Linked DNA regions of Homo sapiens: region 2 is linked to region 1. The links are chromatin loops, found by intact Hi-C in ENCODE. Cell type or tissue: PC-3. All regions are shown on one strand. Links, peaks and the distances in the headings refer to the core of each region. The heading gives the core; the rest is flanking DNA. Region 1 has its middle 23 kb from the start of ADORA2B. Region 2 overlaps ZSWIM7 (zinc finger SWIM-type containing 7).

Region 1 (8,296 bases), core at 297-8,296:
CCTGCCCCTGCCTAGCCTGGCCCATGCTGGTCGCATCAGGGGCTCCATTCAACAGACGACCGCTCCGGGCCTGGCGCGGGCAGGGGCGCGCAGTCACCGCCTACTCGGCTCCTTGGCTTAGGCTCCCCAACCCCCTGCCACAGGAGGCCACCCCAAACTTCGCCTGTCCAGGCGAGTGCTCGGGCTCGGTCCCAGCCCCGCCTCCTGCCGCTGTCCCTCCCTCCCTCTCGAGCCTGCACTGGGCCCGGGCTGTCCTCCTCCGTATCCTTGTGGGTGATTGTACGTCCAGGTGGCCGTCGCGAGGCACCTTAGACTGGGCAGCTTAGAAACAACATTGCTATCTCGTGGTCCTGGGAGTCTGCGCTCGGGGTGGCAGCGTGGTCGGGCTCTGGAAAAGGCCTTCTTCCCGGTTGCCCAAGACCACCTTCTTGCTGTGTCCTCACTTGGACAGAGGGAGCTGCTCCTGGCCTCTTACAGGGGCAGGAATCCTTCCATCCTCATGACCTGGTCACCTCCCCAAGGCCCCAGCTCCTTATACCTTCACCTTGGTTCAGGTTTCAGCAGAGGAATTTGGAGAGGGGCACACAAACATTCAGTGCATTGCTGTGGGCTTATATCTTCTTTTGCGTCTTCTGGCCCCTTAAAAGTCGGAGTCTTAAACCTTTCCTCCGGTAGGGGCCTAGTTTGTAGGCTGAGTACAGTCACCACATACAACACAGGATGCCCAATTAAATTTGGATTTCAGATAAACAATGAATAATTTCTTTTTGTTTGTTTTTTTGAGACAGCCTTGCTCTGCCACTCAGGCTGGAGTGCAGTAGCTTGAGGTCGGCTCACTGCAACCTCCGCCTTCCGGATTCAAGCGATTCTCCTGCCTCAGCCTGTCGAGTAGCTGGGATTACAGGCGAGTGCCACCACGCCCGTTTGATTTTTGTATTTTTAGTAGATATGGGGTTTCACCATGTTGGCCAGGCTGGTCTCAAACTCCTGACCTCGTGATCTACCCGCCTCGGCCTCCCAAAGTGCTGGGATTCAGGTGTAAGCCACCGCGCCTGGCCAACAGTGAATAATTTCTTAGCGTAAGTACACCTCCTGCAATATTTGGGACAGACTCAGGAATTATTGGTTGTTTATCTGAATTTCAGATTTTGCTGGCAGCCGTGTAAGAGCCTTGGGACAGGCAGGTCACTCTGTGTGACAGGGGACAGCCAGAGGCCCAGGCAGGAGGAGCAAATAGTGAAGCCTGAGTGAACCACCCAGGCAGGTCCTGAGCCCCCACCACCAACATCCGGTTTATGGCTCTTCTCAGTCTCCAGGAGGAGGTTTATTTTCTCCTCTGCTTCCTGGGCAGCTGTCCAGTGCCCAGCCTGACTGCTGGCAGCCCTAAGCAGATACACTCCAGATGCAGTGTGACCTCCTCGTTGCCACCTCTTGGGGAAGGAAACTGTGATGGGCTCCCTGCCATCCTACAACCATGGCACCCACTGGAGGTGTCTTGTTCTAAAGCCCAGTGGCCTATTCCAGGCCCTGGTAGGAACCAATTTGGATTATTTGACCTGAATTTTCCAGCCAAAGCCTTCAGGAGGTGCCCATCCAATCCCACTGCAACCCGTTGAGTCATTCCTGCATCTGTCCTCTACCTGCCAGCTTCTACTCACCTTTCAGGACTACCTAAAGCAAGACTGCCTTAGAGAAACACCTCTCCATTCCCCCACCCCAATTAAACTGGGCTCCCTGAAAAAATGTGGCCTTAATTTTTCCTTCAGGGCCATCATCAGATGTTTAACTCTCCAGCTATGGGTGTCATTTTGGGGTGAATGTCTGTTTCCCACCCTCAACCAGGGACTACAAGCTGTGCCAGGGCAGGTACCTGTGTCTTTGGTCACCTAGTGTGTCCTGGCACCACCTCCTCAGCAGGAAATGGGTGCCTTGAAGCCCAGTGGTAGGCATGTTGCAAGGGTTGAGCCTCCTGAGGTCAGGAGACAGCCACCAGGTACAGCAGTGGATGTGCCCAGTGGGTGGGAAGGGAAGGGAAGGGAGGCCAGGTGGGATGCCAGGTGGGGGCAGAGGAGGCTCCAGTGGCCAGCTGGGTGTACAGGATGGAAAAGACCCACTTTCTCCAGCCACTTTTTATAAAAAATAAAAATAATTTTTTTAAAGAAAACCTTTGTTCATGAAGAAATTGGGTGAATGTGTCTAGACAAGATTGATTGTAATACAGACCCAAAGACAGTTTCAATTAGCGTCAGCGTGAAATCCTGTAAGCCAGAGTTTTAAACCTTTTCCCTAGACCAAAGTACCCCAGTGGCCCCCAGGGGGTCTCAGAACACAGTTTGAAGCTGTGTACTACAGTAATTTTTTTTTGAAATCTTTTATTTTGAAGCCTTATAAATGCTTCAGAGTTTTCAGAAACTCAAATACTGAATGTTCTCATTATAAATGGGAGCTAAATAATATGTACACATGGACATGCAGAGTGGAATAATAGACACGGGAGACACAGAAGGGTGCGAAGGCGGAAGGGAGAGTGAGGCATGAGAAGTTACTTAATGGGTGCAATGTACACTATTCAGGTGATGGCTATACCAAAAGCCCAGACTTCACCACTGTTCAGTATACCCATGGAACAAAACTGCAGTCGTATCCCCTAAATTTATACAAAATAAATAAAAGTTTCTGTTCCCCTTATGACATAGCAATGATTGTTTCATATAAAAGTGACTACTTTCAGGCCAGCCACAGTGGCTCACGCCTGTAATCCCAGCACTTTGGGAGGCTGAGGCGGGTAGATCACAAGGTCAAGAGATTGAGACCATCCTGGCCAACATGGTGAAACCCCGTCTCTACTAAAAATACAAAAATTAGCTGGGTGTGGTGGCACGTGCCATTAGTCCCAGCTATTCAGGAGGCTGAGGCAGGAGAATCACTTGAATCTGGGAGGTGGAGGTTGCAGTGAGCCAAGATCGTGCCACTGCACTCCAGCCTGGTGATAGAGGGAGACTCCGTCTCAAAAAAAAAAAAAAAAAAATGTTGACTTTCCCCACCACAAATTTTCACATAAAAATGACACGCCAGAAAGGTGCATCACAGCACCGCGCAGGTATTTGTGACAGGCCTCATCCCTTGGAGGCTGCGAGCCCAGCTGGAGAAGCACAGCAGGGGGCCAACGGGATGACTCACAGATTGCACAACTGTAGGCATCTGGGAGCTCCCTGCTGATGGTCTTCTCAGACTTTCAACAGGTCTTCTATAAAAATTCTCTCGCTCTGGAATTGTTTGTATATGGCAATGTGGGAAACCAATGTTTGAGTCCAAGAACATGTGCCAGGCTTCCGGCCTTCCGATCATTCCAGGATGAGTCAGTGAGCCAGTGGGGCACCCGTGTGAGTTTTATCATCCATCTCCCCAGGCCATGGAGGATTTCTCCCCTGCTTCAGACAGTCATAGACAATGGAAACCTGTTTCCAGAAAGCAGACAAGCTGAGCCTGGGGATTTGGCAAATCTCAATCAGAACTGGCTCCAAGCATCTTCTAGGTCTCACTTACAATTTAAAGCAACAGGCGGCTTTTACTCAACTGGAAGGTCTCAGCCTGTTCTTCTGCAGCAGCAGTGATGCTATGAGATCTCTGCTGCTAACAAAGCACCACTGCAAATGGCTTCTGGAGATATTATCCCTCTTGATGGTTGCTGTCATTATCTCCTTTGAAAGTGAAATTTACCTGACACAAAATCAGAAACTAGAAGATCCATTTTCTGTAATCGTGTAAATGTTGTTTTAAAGTGACAGTTGATGCTAAAATACATGTTCAGTACAGAAAATACCAAAGGCGCAAAGAAAATAAAAATGTCCTATCATCACACCAAAAATGGGTAATGAAAATTAACATATTTTTTGGTAGTTTTATCAGCACACGTCAGTATCAGTTAGAATTAGGTTAAGTGGCAAGGGATAGAGTCCTGAAAAACAGTGCTTTAAGGTAAGAAACTTCCTCCCTTCTCATTAAAAAAAGAAGTCCAGAGGTAAAACTTCCAAAGCTAGCATGCTGAATTCACAAAATTATTAGGGATCCAGGCACCTTTTAGCTCTCACATCCTTAAGGGAGTGGCATTTATCCTCATAAATGAAAATGGCTGCCAGAGTTCCAGTCATCACAACTATATCCCAGGAGACAGAATAAAGTTTATGTCTTCCTAGAAGACTCATGTGACACTTTCTGTTATATTTCATTAGTCCCATGGCTACACCTAGCTTCAAGGAAGGGTGGGAAATCTAGTCTGGGGTTCTGTTACAAAAAGGAAGGATGACTTGTGTAGGGAATTAGAAGTCTGTGACAGTTTATATACTTTTTCATCTTAAAGTTTAACTCTGAATAGATTCAAACATTTATTTTTACTTGACTCAAAAAATTATGAAAAAATATACAGTGAAAGACCGTGCCACTCAGTCTTCCCTTCCCTTCCCAGATGCGTACACACTGGTAACTACTGTTATCAGTATTTTGTGTACCCTTCCAGAGTTTCTTAGGCACATACAGGCAAATGTGAGTAGCATCATATCCTCTTATTTTTAACCCCAAAGTTAGCATGCTATGCATTTTATTCTGCACCTGGCTTTTTGTTTTTGTTTGGGTTTTTTTCTTTTCACTTAGGCAAATGTCTCCAAGACACATTGCTATCAATACATAGAAAGCATCCACATTCTTTTTTTCTGCTGCATGGTATTCTATTATATGGGTGTAGCATCAATTATCTAGTCCCCTATGATTAGGGTAGCCATAAAACCAACCATCCAGATTGGGACATTTTCAAGAGTGAACAGGGCTGTATTATTAATTATACTGGGGCAAAGGTGTAAACCAGGGCTGTCCCAAGCAAACTGGGATGTAGGGTCACCCCATAGATGATGAACATAGGGACTGTTTCCAGTCTTTTGCTCTTATGACAATGCTATCATTATTAATGTGCATATGTATATGTTCATGTGTGTAAGTTTCAAACATATACTTGCTGGGTCAAAGAGTTTATGCTTCTGACGGAACATGCCAAATTGCTCCTGTGGGAGCTGGATTAACTTGTTCTCCCATGAGCATCATAGGAGAGTGTCTCTTTAACCACAGCTTGGCCCACAGAGTGTGCTATCAGACATTTGGATTTTTGCTGGTCTAATAGGTGAGAAGTGGTGTCTGAATTTAGTTTTCATTTGCATTTTGTTATAAATGAGACTGAATATGTTTTAAAATTCTGTTTGTGTTCCTTTTTCTGTGAACTGCTTTTTCATATTCATTGCCCATATTTCTTTTTCTTTTTCTTTTCTTTTTTTCTTTTTTTTGAGATGGGGTCTGGCTCTGTCACCCAGGCTGGAGTGCAGTGGTGTGATCTCGGCTCACTGCAACCTCTGCCTCCCAGGTTCAAGTGGTTCTCGTGCCTCAGCCTCTCGAGTAGCTGGGATTGCAGGCACCTGCCACCACGCCTGGCTAATTTCTTTCTTTTTTTAATTTTTTTTTTTTTTTGTATTTTTAGTAGAGATGGGGTTTCACCATGTTGGCCAGGCTGGTCTCAAACTCCTGACCTCAGGTGATCCACCCACCTCAGCCTCCCAAAGTGCTAGGATTACAGGCGTGAGCCACCACACCCTGCCATTGCCTCTCTCTCTCTGTCTCTCTCTCTATGTGTGTGTGTATATATATATATATATATTTTTTTTTTCTTTTGAGATGGAGTCTCGCTCTGTCACCCAGGCTGGAGTGCAGTGGCGCGATCTCGGCTCACTGCAACCTCCGCCTGCTGGGTTCACACTATTCTCCTGCCTCAACCTCCCGAGTAGCAGAGACTACAGGCGCCCACCACCACGCCCGACTAATTTTTTTTGTATTTTTAGTAGAGACAGGCTTTCACCGTGTTAGCCAGGATGGTCTCAATCTCCTGACCTCGTGATCCACGCGCTTCGGCCTCCCAAAGTGCTGGGATTACAAGCGTGAGCCACCGCGCCCGGTCCCATTGCCCATATTTCTTAGTGAGTGTTTGGAAACCTCATCTTGGAGCTTTTAGTACATTGGAGAGATGATGTATGTGATTTGAGATGCAAATAGCTTCCCCAGTGATTGTCTTTGTTTCTGCTTATGATGATTTGTTTTTGCCATGGAGAAAATTTTTTTAATTTTTGTCTCTTCTTTTGCAGCTTTGTTTTTTTTGTTGTTGTTATTGTTTTGTTTTGTTTTAAGACAGAGTTTTGCTTTTGTTGCCCAGGCTGGAGCGCAATGGCGTGATCTTGGCTCACTGCAACCTTTGCCTCCCGGGAACAAGCCATTCTCCTGCCTTCGCCTCCAGAGTAGCTGGGATTACAGGCACCCACCACCATACCCAGCTAATGTTTATATTTTCAGTAGAGACAAGTTTTCGCCATGTTGGCCAGGCTGGTCTCGATCTCCTGACCTCAGGTGATCCACCCGCCTTGGCCTCCCAAAGTGCTGGGATGACAGGCATGAGCTACTGCACCCAGCCCTTTTGAGGCTTTGGATAAGTCAAAGCTAGAAAGCCCTTCCCCATTCCAAGGTTATAAAGGTGTGCTCCTTTATAACCTTCTACAACTTTCATTCTTCTAGAACTTTCATTGTTTTCTTTTAGAACTTTCATTGTTTTGTCTTAAATCTTTGATGCATTTGGGATTTATCTTGAAGTACATGGTGGGGTATGAATTTATATACATTTTAAATAAGTATATTATAACTTTTCCCATAGTAATGCAAGCTTATTGTTAAAAAGTTAGGCAGTATTCTTTGGGAGGCCGAGTCGGGCAAATCACGAGGTCAGGAGATCGAGACCATCCTCGCTAACATGGTGAAACCCTGTCTCTACTAAAAATACACACACAAAAAAAAATTAGTCTGGTGTGGTGGTGGATGCCTGTAGTCCCAGCTACTCAGGAGGCTGAGGCAGGAGAATGGCGTGAACCCAGGAGGTGGAGCTTGCAGTCAGCTGAGATTGTGCCACTGCACTTAAGGCTGGGCGACAGAGCGAGACTCCATCTCAAAAAAAAAAAAGTTAAGTAGTATTTATGGTATATATCAAAAGACAGCAGTCTCCTGTTACTATCCTTTCCCTGTTTACCCCCCTTAGCCCCTCCAGTCTTTCAAATGTTTTTTTCTTTCTTTCTTTCTTTCTTTTTTTTTTTAAAGAGACAGAGTCTTGCTCTGTCACCCAGGCTGAAGTGTGCAGTGCAGTAGCGTGATCATAGTTCACTGTACCCTTAACTTCCTGAGCTCAAGCAATCCTCCTGCCTCAGCCTCTGAGTAGCTGGCACCACAGGCATATGCCACCACACCTGGTTATTTTATTTTATTTTGAGATGGAGTCTGACTCTGTCACCCAGGCTGGAGTGCAGTGGCACGATCTTGGCTCACAGCAACCTCCACCTCCCGGGTTCAGGTGATTCTCCTGCCTCAGCCTCCCGAGTAGCTGAGATTATAGGCGCCTGCCACCATGCCTGGCTAATTTTTGTATTTTTAGTAGAGACGGGGTTTTACCATGTTAGCCAGGCTGGTCTTGAACTCCTGACCTCAGGTGATCTGCCTGCCTCAGCCTCCCAGAGTGCTGGAATTACAGGCGTGAGCCACCGTGCCCAGCCTACTTTTAAAATACATATAGAAATGGGGGTCTCAAACTCCTGGCCTCAAGCGATCCTGCTACCTCAGCCTCCCAAAGTACTGGGATTACAGGCAGGAGCCACCGAGTCTAGCCTGAAAGTTTATTTTTATATGTATCTCCCTATTTATAAATAGTAATCTAACACTGTTGTATGTTAACTTCATTAATTTTAAGCATGCTTCATTGTTAGGTTGCATGAGAGGTCTTCCCTTCAAATAGAGGTGAAGTAATAAATGTTAGTGAACTCTGTGTCAGGATTTCTGTGCAGTTAGTACTAGGATTTGACTGTTCTCTTTCTGCGTATTTGAATAATTAACCTGAGTTGGTAATTGTGACCTCCTTTTCAAAAGTGTAAAAACCAGACAGCACTTTGGGAGGCCGAGGCGGGTGGATCACGAGGTCAGGAGTTCAAGGCCAGCCTGGCCCAGATGGTGAAACCCTGTCTCTACTAAAAAAACCAAAAAAATTAGCCAGGTGTGGTGGTGTGTGCCTATAATCCCACCTACTCAGGAGGTGGAGGCAGAGAATTGCATAAACCCAGGAGGCAGAGGTTGCAATGAGCCGAGATCTCTCTACTGCACTCCAGCCTGGGCAACAGAGCAAGACTCCGTCTTAAAAAAAAAACAGATTTAGGGTTAAGGCGAATGGGAT
Region 2 (8,336 bases), core at 259-8,258, 70 kb after region 1:
AGATCTTCTTGTATTATGTATATATGTGTGTGTGTATATATATTTATTTATTATTATTATTATTTTTTGAGATGGAGTTTTTCTTTTGCTGCCCAGGCTGGAGTGCAATGGCGCAATCTTGGCTCACCGTAACCTCTGCCTCCCGAGTTCAAGCGATTCTCCTGCCTCAGCCTCCCAAGTAGCTGGGATTGCAGGCATGTGCCACCACACCCGGCTAATTTTGTATTTTTAGTAGAAACAGGGTTTCTCCATGTTGGTCAGGCTGCTCTCAAACTCCAGACCTCAGGTGATCCACCTGCCTCGGCCTCCCAAAGTGCTGGGATTACAGGTGTGAGCCACTGCGCCTGGCCTGTATTATATTTTTAATAAAGGGAGTAAACTGTTAGTGATAAAGAAGCCCTCTTTATACTTCTCTGTAGTGCATCCTTCTTCCTACCTTCCCCTTATCCCTGAGGCAAGCACATGCATTTGTTGGTTTCCTTCCTGTTAATGTGTTCATATTAAATATTATATATAGAACATATGTATGCACACATACATAACAAACACACGTGCATAGATGTATGCATATACATATATAGTATTGTTTTAAAACATAAAAGGTATATTGTAGGCTTCTTTTTGCTGTTCCTGAAATAGCTCATGAAAAATAAAAGAAAATATAAAATATCGTAGACTTCTTTTGGCAACTTGCATTTTTTTACTCAATGCATTTTTGAAAATGAGGCATGTTGACGGACATTTATTTTTACTTTACCTTTGAATAATATTCCATTATATGTATACACTGAATTTTATTTAAGTACTCTATGTATGGACATTGTTTCCATTTTATACTATTATAAATAATATTCAATTATCCCCATACATGTCCCTTGGCATACATCTCTGAAAATCCCCCTTTAGTTTATGTAACTAAAGCATATGTTCATTTTCAACTTTAATAGATATTGCCAATAGCTCTCCAAAGTGGAAACAGGAGTGGTGGCTCATGCCTGTAATCCCAGCATTTTGGAAGGCTGAGGCAAGAGGATCACTTGAGTCCAGGAGTTCAAGACCAGCCTGAGCAATGTAGTGACACCCCATCTCTAAAGAAAAAAGAAAAAAAAAAACTAAAACACACAAAAAAGTGAAAACAGCACTCCCACCAGCACTGTATAAGACTTCTATTTTCTCAGGCCGGGCGCGGTGGCTCATACCTGTAATCCTAGCACTTTGGGAGGCCGAGGCAGGCAGATCACCAGAGGTCAGGAGATCGAGACCATCCTGGCTAACATGGTGAAACCCCGTCTCTACTAAAAATACAAAAAATTAGCCGGGCGTGGTGGCACACGCCTGTAGTCCCAGCTACTCAGGAGGCTGAGGCAGGAGAATCGCTTGAATCCGGGAGGTGGAGGTTGCGGTGAGCCAAGATCGCGCCACTACACTCTGGCCCAGGTAACAGGGAGACTCCGTCTCAAAAAAAAAATAAATGAAACAAACAAACAGAAAAACCAACTTCTACTTTCTCCATGTCCCCACTAACACCAGTATTATCAGGCTTTTTTATGTTGCCCATCTGAAGATAATAAATGTGTACTTTTTGGATTAGTAATAAGGCTATCCAACTGTTAAATGATATACAGGAAAAAACTTTGATATGTGAGAAAATTCTTATAATATTAGGTGAGAAAGGTTGAAGACAAAATTATATTTTAGGAACTCTCAAGCATGTTAACTTTTTTAAAGGAAACCTACAATTATGTCAAAATTAAAAGTTTAATTTTTTTTTTTTTTGAGATGGAGTCTCACTCTGGTGTCCAGGCTGGAGAGCAGTGGCACAATCTCGGCTCACTGCAACTTCTGCCTCCGGGGTTCAAGAGATTCTCCGGCCCAGCCTCCTGAGTAGCTGGGATTATAGGTGCAGGCCACCATGCCCAGGTAATTTTTGTATTTTTTAGTAGAGATGGGCTTTTGCCATGTTGGTCAGGGTGGTCTTGAACTCCTGACCTGAGGTGATCCCCCCGCCTTGGCCTCTCAAAGTGCTGGGGTTACAGGTGTGAGCCAGCGTGTCTGGCCTTTTTGTTTGTTTGTTTTTTGTTTTTTGAGACAAAGTCTCTCTCTGTCACCCAGGCAGGCTGGATTCCAGTGGTGCAATCATGGCTCACTGCAGCCTGAACCCCCTGGGCTCAAGTGATCCTCCCACCACCTCAGCCTCCCTAGCAGCCGGGACTACAGGTATATACCACCACATCCAGTTAATTTTTTGATTTTGTGGAGACAGGGTCTCCCTGTGCTGCCTAAGCTGGTCTCAAACTCCCAGCCCCAAGCGATCCTCATATTACAGGCGTGATCCACCATGCCTGGCCAAAATTTAATTTTTTGAAAAGGCAATAAACCGGCCAGGCGCGGTGGCTCACACCTGTAATCCCAGCACTTTGGGAGGCCGAGGAAGGTGGCTCACGAGGTCAGCAGATCGAGACCATCCTGGCTAACACGGTGAAACCCCGTCTCTACTAAAAATACAAAAAATTAGCTGGGCACGGTAGCAGGCACCTGTAGTCCCAGCTACTTGGGAGACCGAGGCAGGAGAATGGTGTGAACCCGGGAGGCGGAGCTTGCAGTGAGCCGGGATCGCGCCACTGCACTCTAGCCTGGGTGACAGAGCGAAACTCTGTCTCAAAAAAAAAAAAAAAAAAGCAATAAACCAAAATTTAAGAGTGATTATTACTGGGTGGTATGATTATTGATGCTTTTTATAGGTTTTATTTTCCAATAAAAGTTTTTTATAAGTGTGGGTTATTATTATTATTATTATTATTACTGAGTTGGAGTCTCACTGTGTTGCCCAGGTTGGAGTGCAGTGGCACGACCTCTGCTCACTGCAACCTCCACCTCCCAGATTCAAGTGATTCTCCTGCTTTAGCCTCCCGAGTAGCTGGGATTACAGGCGCATCCCACCTCCCAAGGTGCTGGGATTACAGGCATGAGCTACCACACCCGGCCTAAGTGTGGGTTATTTTTATAAACTAGAAAATAAAATGGCAGGGTTAAACTCAAACTGAAAAGTTAATGTTTTAAAGAACTTATATGACTTAACACAGAGTAAGACAAACCTAGTAAGGCTTCAAAATTAAAATGTTCAACTTCTTACTTCATTTTCCAACAAACCAGCCACATATACAACAAATTATTGGGGGAAATAGAAAAGAGTGCTTTGAATTTTTATATTAAACATATGAAGATTTAGTCTATAAAATAACAAAATACAAAAAACAATGAAATAAAATTTGTCGGGAACCTTACCAATCAATCTCAACAGTTACCTTTAAGAATTTTTTTAAGGCCAGGTGTGGTGGCTCATGCCTGTAATCCCAGCACCTTGGGAGGCCAAGGCAGGCGGAACTCCTGACCTCATCATCCACCTGCCTCGGTGTGTGCCACCTGTAGTCCCAGCTACTCAGGAGGCTGAGGCAGGAGAATCACTGGAACCTGGGAGGCAGAGGCTGCAGTGAGTTGAGATCGCGCCACTGTACTCCAGCCTCAGTGACAGAGTGAGACACTGTCTGAAAAAAAAAAGAATTTTTTTAACCTGCTCTGTCCACTTTAATACCTACTGTGAACATCTCTTGAATGCATTAAAAATTTTTCCATATCACTTTTAATGGTTACAAATAATTCTACTGTAAAGATGAATCATTTTTATTCTCCTCAAACTCCATGAATTGTTAGATTGTTTCTATGTTTTATTGCTACCATAAACAATACTGGATATTCATCACACTGAGAATATCCTCACTGTAAAATCTTTACAAACATCTATAATTACTTCCTGGGTATATGTTCTTTTATGTGGAATTTCTGGGTCAAAGAATATGTATGTTTTAAAGTTCCTATTGCCTGTTACCCTGCAATTTACATTCCTGTTATAAATGACCCCTTTCCCCATATTTGTGTCAACTTCTTTTCTGTGGTCACTAATTTTCTAGATGAAAAGTTATGTTATGTTAATTTGTATTTTTGTGGTCACTAGTAAGATTTGTCTTTTTCCTCCCAAAGGATTCGGCTATTTACATCTTTTATTCTTTGCCCTTTTGTTTTTAAAGTAGTACATTTTTTTCCAGTAATATTTAATTCTTATTAAAAATTTAAGAAATACAGTAAAGGTTAAGGCCGTTCCCTCAATTCTACCTCCTTCCTTGCCCCAAAGAAAAAACACTGGTAGAGCTTGGTATATATTCTTCAGAACTTTTATTTTTTTAGAGACAAGGTCTCACATCACCCAGGCTGGAGTGTAGTGGCACAATCATAGCTCACTGCAGCCTGGAACTTCAGGGCTCAAACAGTCCTCCTGGGACAGGTTTTGTTTTTTTTTGTTTGTTTTGTTTTGTTTTGTTTTTTTTTTGAGACAGAGTCTTGCCTCTGTCACCCAGGCTGGAGTGCAATGGCATGATCTCAGCTCACTGCAACCTCTGTCTCCTGGGTTCAAGCGATTCTCCTGCCTCAGCCCCCCGAATAGCTGGGATTACAGGTGCCTGCCACCATGCCCGGCTAATTTTTGTATTTTTAGTAGAGACGGGGTTTCACCATGTTGGTCAGGCTGGTCTCGAACTCCTGACCTCAGGTGATCCACCCGCCTCAGCCTCCCAAAGCGTTGGGATTACAGGCGTGAGCCACCGCACCTGGCCAGGATTTTTAAATGTAAGTGTGTATCAGTAATTAAGTATTACTTATACCTAGGTAGCTTTTACTTTTTTGGTCTCTGCATTTTTAAAATAACTGACCACTCTATATTATTCTCATTTAAGTAGTTGTATCAACTGCAAATAATGATAATTGTCTTTCCTTGCAGATAGGTACATTTGTAATTTCTTTTTCATGTGTTAGTTGAACAGCTACGCTTTTTTTTTTTTTTTTTGAGATAGAGTTTCGCTTTTATTGCCCAGGCTGGAGTGCAATGGCATGATCTTGGCTCACAGCAACCTCTGCCTCCCAGGTTCAAGCAATTCTCCTGACTCAGCCTCCCGAATAGCTGGGATTACAGGAATGCACCACCATGCTTGGCTAATTTTGTATTTTTAATAGTGACAGGGTTTCTCCATGTTGGTCAGGCTGGTCTTGTATTCCTGACCTCAGGTGATTCGCCCGTCTCGGCCTCCCAAAATGCTGCGATTACAGGCGTGAGCCATTGCGCCCGGCCAACAGCCACAATTTTTAAAACAATGTTAAATAAGAGTGGCAAATATGACAATACTGGATATGGTGTTGGCTATTCAATTGAGACAAATTTTTAAGAATCATGTCAAGAAAATATTATTCCTAGTTTCTAAGAGTATTTTTTATTTTTTATTTTTTTTGAGATGGAATTTTGCTCGTTACTTAGGCTGGAGTGCAATGGCACAATCGCAGCGAGATATGCAACCACAACCTCCCGGGTTCAAGCAATTCTCCTGCCTTAGCCTCCCAAGTAGCTGAGATTACAGGTGTGTGCCACCACATCCCACTACTTTTGTATTTTTAGTAGAGACAGGGTTTCACCATGTTGGTCAGGCTGGTCTTGAACTCCTGACCTCAAGTGATCCACCCACCTCAGTCTCTCAAAGTGCTGGGATTGCAGGTGTGAGCCACGGTGCCTGGCCTTTTATTCTATTTTTAAAATTATTTTCGTAGAGATGGGGGGTCTCCCTATTTTGCTAGAGCTGGTCTCGAACTCCTGGGCTCAAGCAATCCTCCTGCCTTTGCCTCCCAAAGTGCTGAGATTACATGTGTGAGTCACAGTGCCTGGTAGTAAGAATATTTTTATTTTTTATTTTATTTATTTATTTATTTATTTATTTATTTATTTTTGAGACAGAGTCTCACTCTGTCCCCAGGCTGAAGTGCAGTGGCATGATCTTGGCTCACTGCAACCTCCACCTCCCAGGTTCAAGTGATTCTCCTGCCTTAGCCTCCTGAGTAGCTGGGACTACAGGTGCCCACCACCACGTCCAGCTAATTTTTTGTATTTTCAGTAGAGATGGGGTTTCACCATGTTGGCCAGGATGGTCTTGATCTCCTGACTTCATGATCCACTCACCTTGGCCTCCCAAAGTGCTGGGATTATAGGCGTGAGCCACTGCGCCCGGTCAAGAGTATTTTTAAAAATCAAGAGTTGATGTTGAAAGGATTTTAACATTAATGGTTAAAAAAAAATCAAATACAACAGTATATGTACTTACGATAACAGATATTCATCAGGAACTGTAAAATGAGAATGGAAAAAAAAAGTTAATCATATTAAGCAGTGACCATTGACATAAAAATCTTAAAAAACACTGTAACTAAAAACACTTCCGTGTGTGATGGTCAACTGAACCTATGCATCTGGTTTTACTCCTTCCCCAAACCCCACTAAAACCATAATAAAAGGATTTCCTTTTTCTTTTTTTGAGACGGAGTCTTGTCCTGTCACCCAGGCTGGAGTGCAATGGTGCAATCTCAGCTCACTGCAACCTCCGCCTCCCGGGTTTAAACCATTCTCTTGCCTCAGCCTCCCAGGTAGCTGGGACTACAGGCATGCACTACCATGCCCAGCTAATTTTTTTTGGTATGTTTAGTAGAGATGGGGTTTCACCATGCTGGCCATGCTGGTCTTGAACTCCTCACCTCAAGTGATCCACTGGCCTTGGCCTCCCAAAGTGCTGGGATTATAGACATGAGCCACCGTGCCCGGCCAGATTTGTTTTTAAAAGTATGAATTCCAAAGGATGAGAAAGACAGGGAGAAACAACAGCCATGATACATTGGAAGCTGATAGAAGAGTGGAAAATGATTTATAAGACCTAAGAAAACTGAATCCTAGGCCAGCAATGGGGAGAGTCAAGCACCAGCCTGAGTTACACTCCAAAATCCACCTCTCCCCTTCCCCAAACCCTAACGAATTGGTGGCACCAAATAGCTTCATTAGGGGTGAAACAGGGATATGAAAATAAGACTCTTTTCGAGTACGTTTGAGAAGTAGTGGGACCCCAGTTCCCTCCACAGCTTTAGGTGACTGCCTTTCCCTCATTCTGGCAAGAGACTAGGTTTATTTTCTGGAGAGGTTCAAACACAGGCTATTTGGACTAGGGAAAAATACTAGGTACAGTGAAAGTCAGGGTGTCACACTGAAAACAGGATCTCCTGCTCTCTTCCCTAACATGGCTCCCATAACACAAGCAATCAGGCCTTCACACTTCAGCCAGGAGACTGGAAGTCTTCCCTAGGTATACCCCAAGAGAAGTGGGAATGACACTGAAATGGTTTCCCCAACTAAATAGCCTACTGAGAACAACTATAGTGACGTTCATATTCCGTAAGCCCCTCTACCACCCAGAGCTTCCAATATACTTTTTAGTCTTCCACTCTGAAATATGACTAGACAGCCAAGGGTTACCAGACAACAAAGGAAAAAGGAAATAGAATAAAACAAACAGAAGAAAGTTAGAGGAAAAACTGCAGAAAGGAGAAAATTTTAAACATCTATTACTAATATTTTATCATCAGAAAAAAGTTAATGCAATCATAAAACAGGCACAAAAACAGGCAGAAGGCATAATAAGAAGAAAAAGGGAATCTTCTGAAAAAAAGTTATAAATTAAAAATACATGGTATGTCTCTGTAGTTTCAGTTACTTGGGAAGCTGAGGCAGGAAGATTGCTTGAAACCAGGAGTCTGAGGCCAGCCTGGGCAACACAGTAAGACCCCGTCTCTCTTTTTTTTTTTTTTGAGACGGAGTTTCGCTCTTGTTGCCCAGGCTGGAGTACAATGACGCAATCTCGGCTTACCGCAACCTCCACTTCCCGGGTTCAAGCAATTCTCCTGCCTCAGCCTACAGAGTAGCTGGGATTACAGGCATGCACCACCACGCCCAGCTAATTTTTTTAGTAGAGACGGGGTTTCTCCATGTTGATCAGGCTGGTCTCGAACTCCCGACTTCAGATGATCTGCCCACCTTGGCCTCCCAAAGTGCTGGGATTACAGGCATGAGCCACTGTGGCCGGCAAGACCCTGTCTCTTAAAAAAAAAAAAAAAAAAAAAAGACAGCAGAAATTCAACAGAAAATCTGGAAGATAAAGTTCAAGAAAGTTCCCAGGAAGTAGAGAAAATATAAAAGCAACACAGAAGCCACAGTAAGTCAACCAGAAGGACAACAGAGGACATCCAGTAACTTAATTACAGAAATACCGGAAAGAACAGAGAAAACAGATGGAGGGAATTCATCAATCAAATAATTCAAAATTCCCCACAGCTGAAGGACATGAATTTCTAGCTTGAAAGGGCCCACTGTGTGCCCACACTGTGAAGTGAAAAAAAAAAAACTTTATCAGAAGATTCAG

The links. Hi-C counts contacts between places; a loop is a spot of excess contacts. Peaks named below come from ENCODE experiments on the same cell type or tissue, not always from the same donor. Only the 100,000 strongest peaks of a DNase experiment are listed, where the experiment ranks them.
Region 2: a loop joins it to region 1, with 7 times the contacts of the local background. A loop is called at or near these places in 3 of 110 quality-filtered maps.

Annotation. Positions count from the first base shown.
Region 1 is chr17:15,917,711-15,926,006 of GRCh38, forward strand. It overlaps a transcript of ADORA2B not described here. Among named protein-coding and RNA genes, the nearest start is that of ADORA2B, 23 kb to the right of the region's middle. In PC-3, for the core only: a CTCF peak has its summit at 687; DNase peaks (open chromatin) are centred at 751, 1,351 and 3,351; H3K27ac peaks cover 5,167 bases.
Region 2 is chr17:15,987,560-15,995,895 of GRCh38, forward strand. It overlaps ZSWIM7 (zinc finger SWIM-type containing 7), which reads right to left. Exons shown (of 5, transcript NM_001042697.2): 2 at 6,198-6,219. Among named protein-coding and RNA genes, the nearest start is that of ZSWIM7, 8.0 kb to the right of the region's middle. In PC-3, for the core only: no CTCF peak of the experiment used is centred there; no DNase peak of the experiment used is centred there; H3K27ac peaks cover 1,456 bases.